Linked DNA regions of Mus musculus: region 1 is linked to region 2. The links are chromatin loops, found by intact Hi-C in ENCODE. Cell type or tissue: left cerebral cortex. All regions are shown on one strand.

What was found. Peaks named below come from ENCODE experiments on the same cell type or tissue, not always from the same donor. Only the 100,000 strongest peaks of a DNase experiment are listed, where the experiment ranks them.
Region 1: it touches region 2 in a loop (7-fold over the local background); 3 of 42 quality-filtered maps call a loop at or near these places.

The regions. Positions count from the first base shown.
Region 1 is chr2:149,003,429-149,011,428 of GRCm38, forward strand. No RefSeq gene overlaps it. Among named protein-coding and RNA genes, the nearest start is that of Gm1330, 8.1 kb to the left of the region's middle. In left cerebral cortex, no CTCF peak of the experiment used is centred here; a DNase peak (open chromatin) is centred at 3,424.
Region 2 is chr2:148,926,218-148,934,217 of GRCm38, forward strand. No RefSeq gene overlaps it. Among named protein-coding and RNA genes, the nearest start is that of Cst3, 55 kb to the left of the region's middle. In left cerebral cortex, no CTCF peak of the experiment used is centred here; no DNase peak of the experiment used is centred here.

The DNA of each region.
Region 1 (8,000 bases), 77 kb after region 2:
TCTCATTAGCTCAGGTACAAACATTTAGGTTTTCTGGCACTTGTTCTGGCCTCTCAATTTAGACCCTCCCTCCACTAGACATGACCCTCCTTTTCTGCATGCCAATATTGAAATTTTTGTTTTCCTTAATGGTAAAGCTTTTATTGGCCCTGGGAATCTAACTAAAATTTCATTATTTATTTCCTTAGAACATTTCTCAATGCCAGTTTTGAGTTACCTATGTCTTCAGAATTCAAGGGCATCCTTGAGTCTTGGCTTAATACATGATGTTTTTCCCAGGGCTGTTATGTCATGTACTGTAGGGGTTTCAGCCTGAACTTACCAAAGAAGCTTTTCTGCTAAAACTACTAAGGTAGCCTTTATTGTGCAAAAGGTTAGAGTGTTAGTTTTACAGGACTCCTAAATTTCACTCAGGAAATTAATCATCAAAGGTCCCAGAGTCCCAGAGAATTGTTCTAGACCAAAATCTGGGGTCTAGTGATGGAGCATGGGGTACATTATATCAAAAAATATTACCTAAAACATTATATAATTCCTGTTTAAGAGTTGTCTTTGGACATTTCAAATCATAGACATTTTAAAATTTATTCTATTTGGACTTGTTCACAATAATTTAAGTATTAATAGATAATACCAGCATGAACTCTCCACTTGGAACAGTCTTAGATTCATTTTAAATGATTGTGCTTTAGTTACTGGGACAAACAAAATTGCATTTTAATTTTGATTCATTTTAAATTAAAATAAATCAAAATATGGATGCTACAACCATATTTGCTCCAAAAAAAACCTGACTCGTGTCTAGAAGTTATGACTGGGATTCCTTAAATCATAATCCAAAATAAATCTTTTATCCTTAATTAATTTTTAGATATTTTGTCACAACAAGAAAAATTGCCCAATGAAGAAATGAATTTTATTAAAATTATATAGACACAAGTATAAATAATAAAAGAAAGTATGCAAAACCAAAAATCTCTTAAGTCATTCCAAGCCATGATTATTTCTTTTCATTGAATCAGCCAAAATTATTTGCCTGGTATATCATTATAAGCATAGAATGTCAAATAGTACTGCAAGTTTTATTTTCACCATTTCACATTGGTGGCTTAAGTTTTTAAATGGTCAAGCTACGTTCAGATATCTGTCTCCATGGATGTGCTGCATGGATCTCTTGTTTTGGAAGTTTGATGTTATATTTAATCCAAGGTTATGGTTACAATAGTTTGTTCATTTAAAATCTGGGAGGTGAAGATCAATTTATTTAAAATTAAAGATAAGTGTCTGAGCACTAGTTTTATACTATAATCTTAATACTTTACAGAATATACCTAATAATATAGTCTAGTGTGAGTATAGCAAACATTGCTTCCACACCACCAGCAAAGACTTAATGTTTAATTATATTTCACTTGTAGAGTTTTACATAATGAACTCTTGAGGCTTTCTTTCAGGGAAACCAATACTTCCTCCCTTTGGGACTTGGCGAAAACAATAGATAAACAAGTCATGATATGGTCACCTACATAACTTTAATGTCAATACAGTGTGGACAATGTTTCACAGTTCTGCTTTCATGTTTGGGTGAACATTAGTATCTTGGACCTATTTTGTAATATCCATTGTGTAATTTGGCTATGACTCAGCAGAAATATTTCCTGGTTGTTTGACATGGGAACCTCTGAAGTGACCTTATCAAGTCAGTTTCTTTATTTTCAAACAGATGCATACCTCCCCTTTTGATGTCTTGGTTAGGTGTAGTTTCTTCCTCCAGAGCAGGCTCATCGTGTTCCCAATTTACAATCTGACATTTTTGTTTAAAATTATTTTAATTTTTTACTTATTAAATTTATGTCCCTCTCTCTGTACACCTCCTTGTCACATCCTCCTACAGCACTTCCCCTCTCCCTTCTCATTCTCATCTAAATGTTCGGAACACTCTGGTTACAAGCTCCTCCACCCCCCATTCAGGTACTTCAAGTCTCTGCCAGGATAGGTACTTCCTCTTCCACTGAGGACAGTCTAGGCTTCCCAGCTAGTAGAAAATATCCCAAGTATATGCAGTAGCTTTTGGGATAGCATTCATCCCATTTATTTGATTCCCATATGAAGTCCAAGCTGCAAATTTGCTACATATGGGTGAGAAGGGATAGGTCTATCACTTGGATGTTTTTAAATGCAGTTTCAGACTCTGAGAGCCCAAAGTTCCAGGTTAAATGACTTTGTTGTTGTTCCCTTGGAGTTCCCATTTCTTTAGGTGTCTGCAATTTTTCTTTCTATTCTTACCTAAAGTCCCCATGCTCCATGCACTGCTTGGCTGTAGGTATCTGTATCTGTCTGAGTCATCTGTTGGGGAACCCCTTAGAGGACAATACTCTCGTGTCTGCAAGGATATGAAAGCATATCATTAATAGTTTTAGGGATTGGTGCTTACCCATGAGTCTCAAGCTGAAACTGGTTATTGCTTGTGCATTCCCTCAGTCTATGCTCCATCTCTCATGCCTACATTTCATGTAAACTGGATATATTTTGGGTTGAAAGTTTATTGATTGAGTTGGTGTCTCTATAGTTCCACTAGAGTTCATGTCTGACTACAGGAATTTTCCTCACCAGGTTCTATATCATGAATGTAGTAAGTCACAGCTAAGGTCACCCCATGATTCTTAGGTTCTTCTCCCATCCCAAGTCTGTCTCATACTAGAGATGCTTCCCAGCTCCTAAACCCTGTCAGTTTTCAATTTCCATTATTTTTATGGCAAACTAGACATCTTTGCTGTTCTTCCCCATGCCTGATGCTGAGCTCCTAATTCCTCTCCCCATCACCTTTTCACCAAATAAAAATTCTATCCCAATACAAAGACGGAAGATTTTTATAGCAATCCCAGCCATTTTTTTTAAAAAACACTCCCTGGTGTAATTTATAATAGACAATGATCTTTGACTCAAAGAATTCTACATTGCTTTTATATTTGATAAACTACTTTTTAATTGTAGTCATGTAGTAGTTTGAAACAATAACCATACCATGCAGTTAGTGCTCTCCATGCTGAATTTTCCTCTGGAAAACAATTCATTTATAAGTTAGAAATTTATTGTTTCATTAATGTTCTCAGACAGAATATATTAAATTCATTACCAGAACATAATTTCAATGACCATGTTTCCCAATATTAGAGTTGTTCTTCTTTGAGATTTTCTATTTTGAAGATTTATTTATTTATTTACTTATATATTTTATGCATATGAGTACACTGTAGCTGTACATTTGTTTGGGAGCCATCATGCCGTTGCTGGGAATTTGTATTCAGGATATCTGCTTGTTCTGGTTGGCCCTGCTCCCTCTGGCCCAAAGATTTAGTTATTATTATATCTAAGTATACTGTAGCTGTCTTCAGACTACTTTGACATTCTCATGAGGCAGAATTTAGTGTTCCTAAATCTCTATGCACTCTTGTTTTTGAAAATACCTCCATCACAGACTGTTAAGCTCTTCTTTCAGCACAAGTGGGCTTTTCTATCCCAAAGCTGAAAACACATTCACACTTCTTCACAGCCTACATTTAAATGTTTATGAACCAGACGGTCATGGTTTTCATAGCAGCTGCCCCATTTCTTAATCACCATGTTCTACCTCAGTATTTTTTCCATTGCTATTACAAAATGAACAAGAAAGAAACTAATATGGGTAAAGAGTGTTTTATTTTTCATTGGTTTGAGAAACTATGCTTATCCTCTCCTGCCCAGCTATAAGCTGATCAGGTCATCATTGATAAATCAAAGATGATGCAGAGATGTGTTTTTTAAAATGCTGTATCAGGAATTGCATTACAGTAAAGAAAATATCAAGTTTGTACTGCATCTATGAGCCTGATAGAGCTGTCTCATGAGAAGCTCTGTCAGAGTCTGACCAATACAGATGTGGATGATCATAGCCAACCATCGGATTGAGCATGGGAACCCAAATGGAGGAGTTAGAGGAAGGACTGAAGGAGCTGAAGGGGTTTGAAACCCCACAAGAAGAATAAAAGTATCAACCAACCAGTCCCTCCAGGGCTCAAGGGGACTAAACGACCAACCAAAGAATAATAATGGAAGGACCCATGGCTCCAACTGCATATGTACCAGAGGATGACATTGTCTGGCATCAATGGGAGGGGAAACCCTAGGTCCTGTAAAGACTTGATGCCCAAGAATAGGAAAATGATAGGGTGGTGGGGCAGAAGTGGGTGGGTGGGTAGGGGAGCACCATTATGGAGGCAGGGGAGGGGGTGGTGTTGGGGGTTTACATGGAGGAAACCAGAAATGAGGATAAAATTTGAAATGTAAAGAAACAAAATAACCAATAAAAATCATTGCATCAGGAATTGCATCATAGTAATGAAAATATCAAGCTTGCACTGTACCCAGTGTCTAGGTGCAGAAATCCACACTTAGATACACAGTGTACAGAAACATTTGCCAATACTGAGGTACTATGTTTTTCTGTTCTCCATTGTGTAATATAAGCTCAGACTCAGATGTCCTTGCTCTATCTAAGGCCATAAAGGTTATGACCATGAAGATCCTTGGAGATTATTTGAGAGAATGAATTGATGGATGCTCATGAGTGAGTCCTGAAAAGGGGGGCACTGTGTCCATTTACACAGTAGTGGTTCACATAGCAGACATGACATAGACACATCTCAGGAAATGCCATGTTGGAGATCTCTCCAGCTATTATTGTAATTGCCCTGGAATATACCCCAGATCATGATGTAGGTATCAAAGGCATTTGAAAAAAATGAGATGAAATGAGGTAAGTAATTTGGATATTGTGATGGTTTGTATATTCTTGGACCAGGGACTGACACCATCTGGAGGTGTGGCCTTTATGGAATAGGTGTGACCTGGTTGGAATAGGTTTGTCACTGTGGATGTGGGCTTAAGACTCTCAACCCAGTTGTCTGGAAATCAGTCTTCCACTAGCAGCCTTTGGATGAAGATGTAGAACTCTCAGCTCTGCCTGCCCAATGCCTGCCTGAATACTGCCATGCTCCCACCTTGATGATAATGGACTGAACCTCTGAACCTGTAAGCCAGCCCCAATTAAATGTTGTTTTTTTTTTTATAAGACTTGTCTTGGTCATGGTGTCTGTTCACAGCAGTAAAACCCTAACTAATACAGAAGTTGGTACCAGAAGTGGGGTATTGCTTGCTGTGTTAGGCCTGACCATGCTTTTATTTGAAAGAATGTGGATTTTTGGACTTTGGATTTGGAACTCAGTGGAATGCTTTACATGGGGCTTAATGGGTCATCCTATTAGGAATATGGAAGACTTTGTTGCTGAGAGTAATTTGAAGTTTGTTGACCTGGCCCAAGAGATTTCAAAGGAGAAGAATTTCAGTATGTGGCATAAAGACTGTTTTTTGTGGTATTTTGGTGAAGAATGTGGCTACTTTTTGCCCTTGTCTGAAAAGTCTGCCTGAGGCTAAGGTGAAGAGACTTGGATTAATTGCATTAATTGCATTGACAAAGGAAGTCTTAAAAAAAGCCCAGCAGAGACTTTGTTCTCTGGTTAAGTCTCACAAAGAGAAGTTTGAACAAGCATAGCAAGCTTAGAAAGGCAAAATATAAAATATTTGGTTCCAGTATTAAAGGCATACCAGGAAGTGAAATGGAGCAAAATCCTGTGTTCTAGGAAATAAGAGATTAAGTGAGTGGGACCTTGGGGCAAGATGCTACCCAGCTGAATTTAGATCCAGGAATGGTGGTACACATCTTTAATCCCATGAGACAGGCATGCTGATCTCTGCATTCAAGGTCAATCTACAGAGCAAGAACCAGGATAGCCAAGCTTAGGCAGTGAAGGATATAGAAAACAGAAAGCCAGTGATAATGTAATAGTACAGGGGATCATGTTCTAGTTCCTATAAGCAGCAGAACTAGGCAGCTTCAGCCATGTGGCTCTGGCTCTAGAATTAAGAATGGAAGGAACTACTGGTACAATTGATGCTGGTTAGCTAGAGCTAAGACATTAGCAATGATTAAGAAGAGACCAACATCACTGAGTTGAAATCTGGGAAGTGTTTTCTAGGAACAAAAAGAAGCTGTGTTCCAGAGATACCCAAGGTTGTACCTTGTGCTGCAGCTGGACTTGGTAATGTGTAAGAATCACCCAGGTGGTACTAGTTTTGAAGGCATGAAGGGGTCATGAAGAACAGCTGAGGCTTGGCACTGTGAGAGATCATGGCCACTAAAGAAGGTATAGCCTCAGCTGTAGTTGATGGCCCATGTCTGAAGGGGTGATGCAAAGGATTTGAAGCTTGGCACCATGAAGAGAGCCTATGAGAGGCTATTGGTGAAACCTAGTTGTAGTGGAACACCCCAGTATATTGGAGATGTCAGTACCATGGAATGATCACCAAGAACAGCAGCCATAGTGAAGTGGATCAACCTGAGCTTACAGTGTTACAGAGGGCAGAGCTGGAGAAGTGATGTCAGCCCTTAGGGGGAGTCCAAAAGATCAAATGGAATCGCAGTGGAAACAAGAAGCTGTAACATTGAAATTGCCTTGGAGACTCAAAGATGTTAAAGATGCCAGAGCCATGGGATACATGCTGAGGAAAGTTGCTAACAGGGAGTGGAACCAGCCCAAGAGAAAGCAGATTGTTGCAGTCAACAAAGATGAAAAAGGAGTGGAGATCTAAAGACTGCTTTGACATCAGCCATGGTGATGCAGAGTTTGGCATTTGCCCAGCTGGTTTCCTGCCTTGCTTTGGGATTACAGTTAATTAGTTAGATGAATCTCAGAAGAGACCTTGAACTTTGGACTTTTAACATTGTTGAGACTGCTATAGACTAAGGACTTTGAAAGTTGGACTAAATTCATTTGCATTATGCTATGTTTAATTATGGCCCCCATAGTCTCATGTTTTTGAACAAGTCTATGAGGGCCAGGGAGTAGAATGTGATGGTTTGTATATTCTTGGACCAGGGAGTGACACCATCTGGAGGTGTGGCCTTGTTGGACTAGGTGTGGCCTGGTTGGAATAGGTGTGTCACTGTGGCTGTGGGCTTAAGATTCTCACCCCAGTTTTCTGGAAGTCAGTCTTCCACTAGCAGCCTTTGGATGAAGATGTAGAACTCTCAGCTCTGCCTGCCCAATGCCTGCCTGGATACTGCCATGCCCCCACCTTGACAGTAATGGACTGAACCTCTGAACCTGTAAACCAGTCCCAATTAAATGCTTTTTTTTATAAGACTTGCCTTGGTCATGGTGTCTGTTCACAGCAGTAAAACCCTAACTAATACAGATATGGAGAGACTTCTGCCAAAGTCAGAAGAGGAAGCAGAAAGAACAGGAGTGAGGACTGTGTATAGCTAAGCTTAACCAACAGGACATAGTACAGAGTGACCTTTCTTGCATCCCATACACCTCAGTGCTTTCTATTGACTACATAGGCACTGGATTTAAGCAATTCAGACACAACTGGCACCAGAGACTCATGAATTCCTTTATAGAGACCAGCCAGAAGGAGTAGGAGAAACAATGTATTTCGAAGATCATACAAATTGTTTACAATCTCAACATTGTCAGCAAAATCATGCAATTGATGAACATGATGTGAGATAGATAGAGTTAATTTGTCCATGTGAAGAAGTGCTATTGTTTTAGTCCCAGAAACACTCTAAACCTTGTAGCAGCCACACTGTTGTTTCTCTGAGGTGCATTGGTATTTTACCAAAACCTATAGTCTGAAGCAGCTATGATTAGATCAGAAATCATAATGCATACCTATTACCTAAGCCATGTCTTTAGAAACTATTCATCGCTACTCTACATGGCTTCAAGTGTATGCTGAGGGATGGTCCCAAGTTATTCACCCACTAATTTGACCAGGTAAGATGTTTCAAGTTGTAGGGCAAATAACCATCTCTAATTCTAGTTCAAAGTGCTCACACACAATGATGACTCAAGTGATATATCAGGTTTATAGTTCTCTTGGGGTAGTTCTCTGGC
Region 2 (8,000 bases):
TAGAATTCATGATTTGATTCAATGGTTTTAGAAAGAAATTCATGGAGATGGTTTTATTCATTGACCCAGAAAGATGTAATAGAGTTTTAAAAATCAAGAATAGAATGTGCCGCTTCAAATAGAATAATAAGTAAAGGCTGCATAATAAAGAGTAAACGTGGTTTTAATAAATTTTACTAAGAAGAGACACAGGTTTGGGACAGATTTGAGATCAAGGAAAATCATTTATTATAGGTCATTTCTAGGTATGATGCCACAATTGTACACTATTATAAAGAATGCCATGGGAAACTGTTGTTTTGAACATATAATGAGTTTATAGATTGAAACACTACTATGTGCATTCTTTTTTTTTTTTTTTTTTTTTTTTTTTTGAGACAGGGTTTCTCATTATAGCCCTGGCTGTCCTGGAACTCACTTTGTAGACCAGGCTGGCCTCGAACTCAGAAATCTACCGCCTCTGCTTCCTAAATGCTGGGATTAAAGGTGTGCGCCACCCCTGCCCGGCTACTATGTGCATTCTTATGTAAACTCATTTTTGTGGAACATTCTATCTGTGAGGTAACTTTATAAAGTTCTTTGGTCTAAAAAGGTTTAAAAATGTTGAGAGAAAAACTAGTGTAGCTGTAGCGGCTCTTCTCTGTCCACAAATAATTTATATTTTGATATATGTATCTATATTAATCTGTCTTGTTTGTCTGTCTGTATATATGTGTTTATGTATATACATATATATGTAGGTATATGTGTATGCCTTTATGTGTGGATGTGAACTTGCTTAATTGAATAAATGAATGCTCAGGTCCAGTGAAATTTGTGTGTATGTGTGTGTGTGCATGTACACACACATGTACACACATGACTTTTTCTTGTTTCATTTTCTCTGGCTCACAAAAAGTTAATTAGCTCCTAGCCTCTTGTCTGTTTAGCAAGAGACTATTGAGTTAAAGAGCCCAAGTAACTAAGCTTCTTTTCCTAATATCCTCCTGGTAACAGCAGTAGTCAAGTGCCAGAAACCACCAGCTTCTGAAACCAGAACAATAAGAGAAAGTTAATGGCCAGAGGTTGGGAGCCACTGGTCTGCTTAAAGTCACCTCACCTCAGTACCTGAATGTCTGAGTGGGACATTTAAAAGTGCATTCTGAAAATGTGGTTTAATCTGAGAGGAAATAGATGCCCTTCTGATAAGCAAATATCTCCACATTTCTTTATTTTGTCTATAAGCAATAATTTATTAATAATCTTGGTACTAAAGTTCTCAGTAAACTGAGAAAACTAATTTTTCCTCATATGTGCACAGTGCTACTTTTGAGGGATTGATGCACTCAAACAAGTATATCTATTTCATAATCTACGTATTCTCTCCACAAATGTCCTCACATGATTGTATCCTGTGTACTTCATTTACTTTGTCTTGCCAGAGTCATATAATTGCAAAAATCACTTCTCAGACATCATACACAGGTCCTAGCTTTCACAATGTTCTGCACATATGTGGGGTTTCCTATGAACTATGTTCATACCTCATGCTGATCGGCTTGTTCTTTTAAGGGACACCTGGCCAATTTCAACAGGAGGTCCTTGCATGTGACTTCTCCTGATTTCTCGTATAATGTTTCTGCAAATTCCTGCTGTAGAAAAGGAAAATGATTAATTGCATCACCTCTCATTGGTAAGTTTCTTTGTCAGTAACTGTTTGTAATGGAACTAATTAATGTGTTCCTCATTTGTTAGCTTCTTTACCTGCATGGATTATTATACATATAGTAAAGAAAACCCATCTGTCATAGAAATTGCTGCACATCCTACTGGTTGCTTGTCTTATGAGTTCTCTTGTGTTGTTAAGGGAGAGGGTTGCAGGACAAAGGAGAAGGACACAATTCATCTACTGGAGTCATGAGTGGAAGGCTTGTATCAGAGAGCAATTTTGTGACCAAAATAAAAAAAAAACAAAAACAAAAACAAAACAAAACAAAACAAAACAAAAAAAAAACCAAAAAAACTCTACACACATGGTAGAGTTAAAAGGGCAGCACTGGAGAACTTTGGCCTGTTATTGGGCTCTTTTCATTCAAGGCAGTCTGGAAAGCTGATACAGGTCAGATTAATTAATTACCACCTCCACAGAGAGTGTCCCTGCAAAGTCTCTTCTAGGCCAGGGAGAAAAAGAAATTAATGGAAGGTCGTTCTCTCCGTTTCAAGAGATCCATGGTAAAAACTTCACAATTTAAGATAATGATTTGTGCACATACTCTTATTTTAACACACAAGGATATAGGTCTGCAGTGTCATGTGTTCAGTTATATGCATCCCTAGCTCTATCCATTCATAGATCACTACTTTCTACACATGTTCCCAATAACTTATAGAAACTATCTCAATATATCCACATATCCATATAAACACATGTCCATAGACCCTCTGCCCAACTGCCCAACTTGACAGGAAACAAAGTTTTGTCAAATACATATATATTTCTGAATGTACTCCTTCTTCAAACATTTGTTGAACTCGGATTCATACGTGCATGTTGTTTCAGCCACTTCAATTTTAAAAATTATCGGAGAAGAAGGTATCTATGAGGAAAAATGAAGAATTGTTCTATACTTAGGTATTCACATGTACATATATGCTTTTATTTTCTTTGTAGGTAGTACTTTTATTTTCGGTCCATGACTACATTTATGACTCTCAAAATGATCATCATCTGAACACTCATTCAAGCTACTTCTTCCAAGGGAATAATTTATAGGACCTACTTGGTATGTCTTTGCTCTAAGAAATAGGAAGAACGGGATAGCAAAGTTGGAAAACTGGGGCTAATATTGTTCAATATTGTTAGGAAGGTAGAACCAGCCTGGAAGAGCCACCACAGAGAGAGGTAAAAATCTTTCTCAGTTCTCAGAACACTGGTTAGTGCTGAGAAGAAGTGAAGGCTCTGGGACACTCCATGAAGTGAATGAACCTGTTGACTGCAGCATAAAAGGCAGTCACACTTTGTAACTCTAACATGCCTTCAGGCTGGGTTGGTCACCTAATGATCACTCTTTGCACTTAACACAGAGCATGTCTTTCTTTTGTTGACCCAGTTTCCTCCTTACACTGGACAGAAGTATTTGCAAAGCTTCACACAAAGAGAACTTTCAGGCCAAATGAATAGGGTTTGTGTGTGTCTCTACTTTCAAGTTGACTGATGATGCTAACATATCTCAAGGCATTCTAATCACCTGCTTGTGCAAATAACAAATAGGCACTCACACATTCATTGTAGAGAGCATCACAACATATCACCTGAAAAAATCCAAGCTGAGATAATAGAATTTGTACCTTGGAACCATGAGTAAGACCAATCATCCCTAGAGTGATGCTTGTTCTATGTGTACAATTCAGGTACACACTGAACAATTGGCACCATTGTTATCTTTGTTAGGGCCAAACATAAGAAATCAACTTCAAGCAATCAGGATGGCACCTAAGCACAGGTACTATATGTTATCAATTAAAAACCATCCAATTACCCCAGCACAGAATAATAACTTATCTTTGCAGATCTGACTCTTCATTGAGTATTACATGGAGATGGACATTTCACTTGTTTGGATTGGACATTTACCTTCCAATAATTTTATAATTTTAAAATTGACTCAGGGTTTAGCAAGTCCTGTACTTGGGTCTTGACTAACCAACCTACTGAAAACAGCTGTATTTTGCAAGGGTTGTCTGTACCCTGCTGCAGCATACAATGTGGTCATATTTCACAGTGTGTTATTAGTTGTCTAGTGCCTAACTCTTAATGTATTTTTTGCAATGTTGGGAATCTAGTTCATAAGTGCTGCTCCAGGAACATTCTAAGGTCACTATGAAGTTGGGATGTATATTCTCCAGAGAAATTTGATAGTGCAAATTTACAAGTTCCCTATACGTAATTCCTTTGATGATTTCACATGTCCTTTAGAAGTCTCTATAGAGCTTTAAATGAGACCTAATATACATCCTGAAATGTTTGATAGGGTATGTGTGCATGCTCTGAAATATGTCCTTAAAATCTTTCTCTGTGAGATCTCACAAAGGCCATTAAATATCTCAGATGTCTCCTACCAATGAATGTTATTCTCTCGCCATTGTCAAGCTGTTTTTGTGGTTAACAGCATCCTGTTATAAAATAAATGGCTGTTTTCCACTGTGTGTTTGACTTACTCAACAACTCTATTATAAAACTACCTAGATGTCTGTACATAAATCACAGCTACACAGAGAAGGTGGGAAACAGTCGGCCCTGGATGTACATGTCAGTGGTCATCCACAAGCTGGAAATAAGGGCAAGGCTATCAGAGCAAGTACAATGACTCTTCATTTTAATGAAAGGGATATTTGTCATGTAGAAAATTTCATTGTTTTCTGTAGTGCACAAAGTGCTATTATCAAGAGATTCTGAAAAACACATTGATATATACACACATACCAGGAGTCCCTGCACTAAGTGGGAGTGGGGAGAATGGAGCAAACATGATCATATGTAACGCTGGAGGGAAGGGATGCAGGATCTACATGGATGATCTGAGCTCTTAATCAGTAGTGTGAGGGAAACTGTTTTTAAATAATAATAGTTAGAATTAGGCTGTCTAGATATCTCAGGAAGGAATAATGCAAGTCATAAAGATGAAATATCAAGTTTAATTCCTGGGTCCCCATGATATAATAAGATATTTAAGTAGGCAAACACATCTATGACCTACTTATATACATTATTATACTTGCCCCAAACACATGCACATGCACATGTACCTGCACATGCACACCCACACGTGTCAAAATCATTAATATCTGGTATTTTCTGCCTTTTAGCCTCATTAGACAACACTTCCTGGGGACTCTAACATAGGAACTCATCAGATTCTATTTACTGTGGGAAAATTTAAGCATAATAAGCTGCAGAGCTCCCCCTATAAACTATATTTGATTGTTGTTGTTTTGGTTCAGGATTTCTGATGAATGAAAGAAGACTATATATTAGGAGTTCCTTGAAAACTTAGGCAGAAAGAAGAAATTTCTGTGGACACACTTCAGTACAAAGAATTCCTTTCACATTGTAGTTTTATGAAACCTACCTGGCTCCATCTGTTTCAGTGAATGCACATTGAATATTGCAGGTACACAAGCATGGTTAGAGAAAGGAGTCTTAGTGATAGTATGATAAATAAAGAATAGTTTCATACATGGACAAGACAACAGTTTTTTGACCTTGGGATAAATACTCACTCTAGTCTTGTAGTATAGCTTCTTTATGTTGCTGAGATATTTGTTATTGTTGAAAAAGTTGTAAGCATTTCTGAAGATATCAAATACGTCCTCCTGTATGTTTCCAAACAGATGATCTTTATCATAACTTGTATAGACGTGTGTGGTAAAATATTGGACTGCATGGATGTAGTTCAGGAGCAGGACAAAGATGGCCAGTTGAAGCAGTGTGCTGCCCATAGTTTTGTACATTTTATGCTCAGATCTGAATCAGCCAATATTTTTTGCCTGGAACTTCAGTGGATCAGAGGATTTCAGATCCACGAGAAGCATGCATGGTTCTTCTACCTTTATTTCTGAACCTCTTATTTAGCCACACCCTCCAAATGCAGTCTTCTTTTCTTACTTCCCCATCCTGATTCTTGCCACCTCCATTCCCTGTAGTCCTCTTCTTAGCTCATGTACACACATTTAGCATTTCTGGCACTTGTTCTGGCCTTTCAACTTAGACCCTCCCTAAACTAGACTTGACCCTTCTGATATGTGTGCCAAAGTTTAATATTTTTGTTTTGTTTTCTTTTTTTTTAATTAGGTATTTTCCTCGTTTACATTTTTAATGCTATCCCAAAGGTCCCCCATACCCATCCCCCCAATCCCCTACCCACCCACTCCCCCTTTTTGGCCCTGGGGTTCCCCTGTACTGGGGCATATAAAGTTTGCAAGTCCAATGGGCCTCTCTTTGCAGTGATGGCCGACTAGGCCATCTTTTGATACATATGCAGCTAAAGACAAGAGCTCCTGGGTACTGGTTAGTTCATATTGTTGTTCCACCTATAGGGTTGCAGTTCCCTTTAGCTCCTCCATTGGGGGCCGTGTGACCCATCCAATAGCTGACTGTGATCATCCACTTCTGTGTTTGCTAGGCCCCGGCATAGTCTCACAAGAGAGAGCTATATCTGGGTCCTTTCAGCAAAATCTTGCTAGTGTATTCAATGGTGTCAGCATTTGGAAGCTGATTATGGGATGGATCCCTGCGTATGGCAATCACTAGATGGTCCATCCTTTCATCACAGCTCCAAATTTTGTCTCTGTAACTCCTTCCATGGGTGTTTTGTTCCCATTTCTAAGAAAGGGTAAAGTGTCCACACTTTGGTCTTCGTTCTTCTTGAATTTCATGCGTTTGGCAAGTTGTATCTTATATCTTGGGTATCCTAAGTTTCTGGGCTAATATCCACTTATCAGTGAGTACATATTGTGCGAGTTCCTTTGTGATTGGGTTACTTCACTCAGGATGATACCCTCCAGGTCCATCCATTTGCCTAGGAATTTCATAAATTCATTCTTTTTAATAGCAGAGTAGTACTCCATTGTGTAAATGTACCACATTTTCTATATCCATTCCTCTGTTGAGGGGCATCAGGGTTCTTTCCAGCTTCTGGCTATTATAAACAAGGCTGCTATGAACATAGTGGAGCATGTGTCCTTCTTACTAGTTGGAACATCTTCTGGATATAAGCCCAGGAGATGTATTGTGGGATCCTCCGGTAGTACTATGTCCAATTTTCCGAGGAACTGCCAGACTGATTTCCAGAGTGGTTGTACAAGCTCTTACCCATTTAACTGTGCCATGCCCCTCAACAGATCTCCCATTGAAACTGTTAAACTTTCATTTGGGTCTATCTGGTTATGTTGATTTCCATGTAAACACATTTTACAGTGAAAATCTCATTTGTTCTTCTGGTTTATCATCATTATAAAATTTGATTTTCAGGCAAAGGCAGAGGAAATACACCTCAAGACTTTACCAATTTCCAGTCATTCATCAGCTGTGATGTAATCATGTTTATTTGCCTATTTTTTTAAATGTAATTAAGCAATTCATGTTGGCAGTTCCACAATTTTGGTCATACACATTGTTTTATTATGCCCCCTTAAGGCAGTCTTGCATCAGAGATGCTTCCTGTGGCAAGTTCGTACAGTTTTGCAGAGACGTATTTAAGAAGCAGGATTCATCTATTATGGGAAATTTAATTTAAGGAGTACAAAAAATATCCTGCTCAGACTAATTTAGGTAATATTCCATTAACGGCCATCAGTGTCTAGGTACTTTGTAGGGAAGGAGATTTTGCTAATTTCAGTGTCCAATTGAGTTACTTGGTTGTTGTATATGCTGAAATTAATATCCTTGTTCAGCAATCATGGCAATCCTTCACTCAAGTGGTCTGAAACATTTCTAAAGGTCATATGAATCCCAGCGGGATGAGCCCCCTTTTCCCTACAGTTTTACAGGGAGGAGATAGTTACATTGCTGTTCATAGAGAAACCTCTGTTCTGACAAGTGACATATGAAAACGCCAGTATTGCCTGTCAGGTTATATATTGCCCATTATAAAAAACAAAAAAAAATTCTGAATATGTTTATTTGTATCCAAATATCATACCATCCTATTTGACATCATTGGCCATTCCCTTGGCCTTAAATGACTGACTCATCAATAAAAATTGTAGATGTATCAGGGTGTGTGTGTGTGTGTGCATGTGTGTGAGTGTTTCCCTTGTTATTTATGGAATGGGATTGCTTATTTCCTGAGTTTTCTTGGATCTCTGAGTCAGGGAAAATTGAAGAAAGAAATGAAATACTTTCCAGAATTTACTGGACATGAAGACACAGCATACTCAATTTTATGGAATAGAGTAATAGCAGTGCTATTTTAGAAGAAAGTTCACAAAATTTGGTGCCTCCTTAAAGAAATTATCCTCCT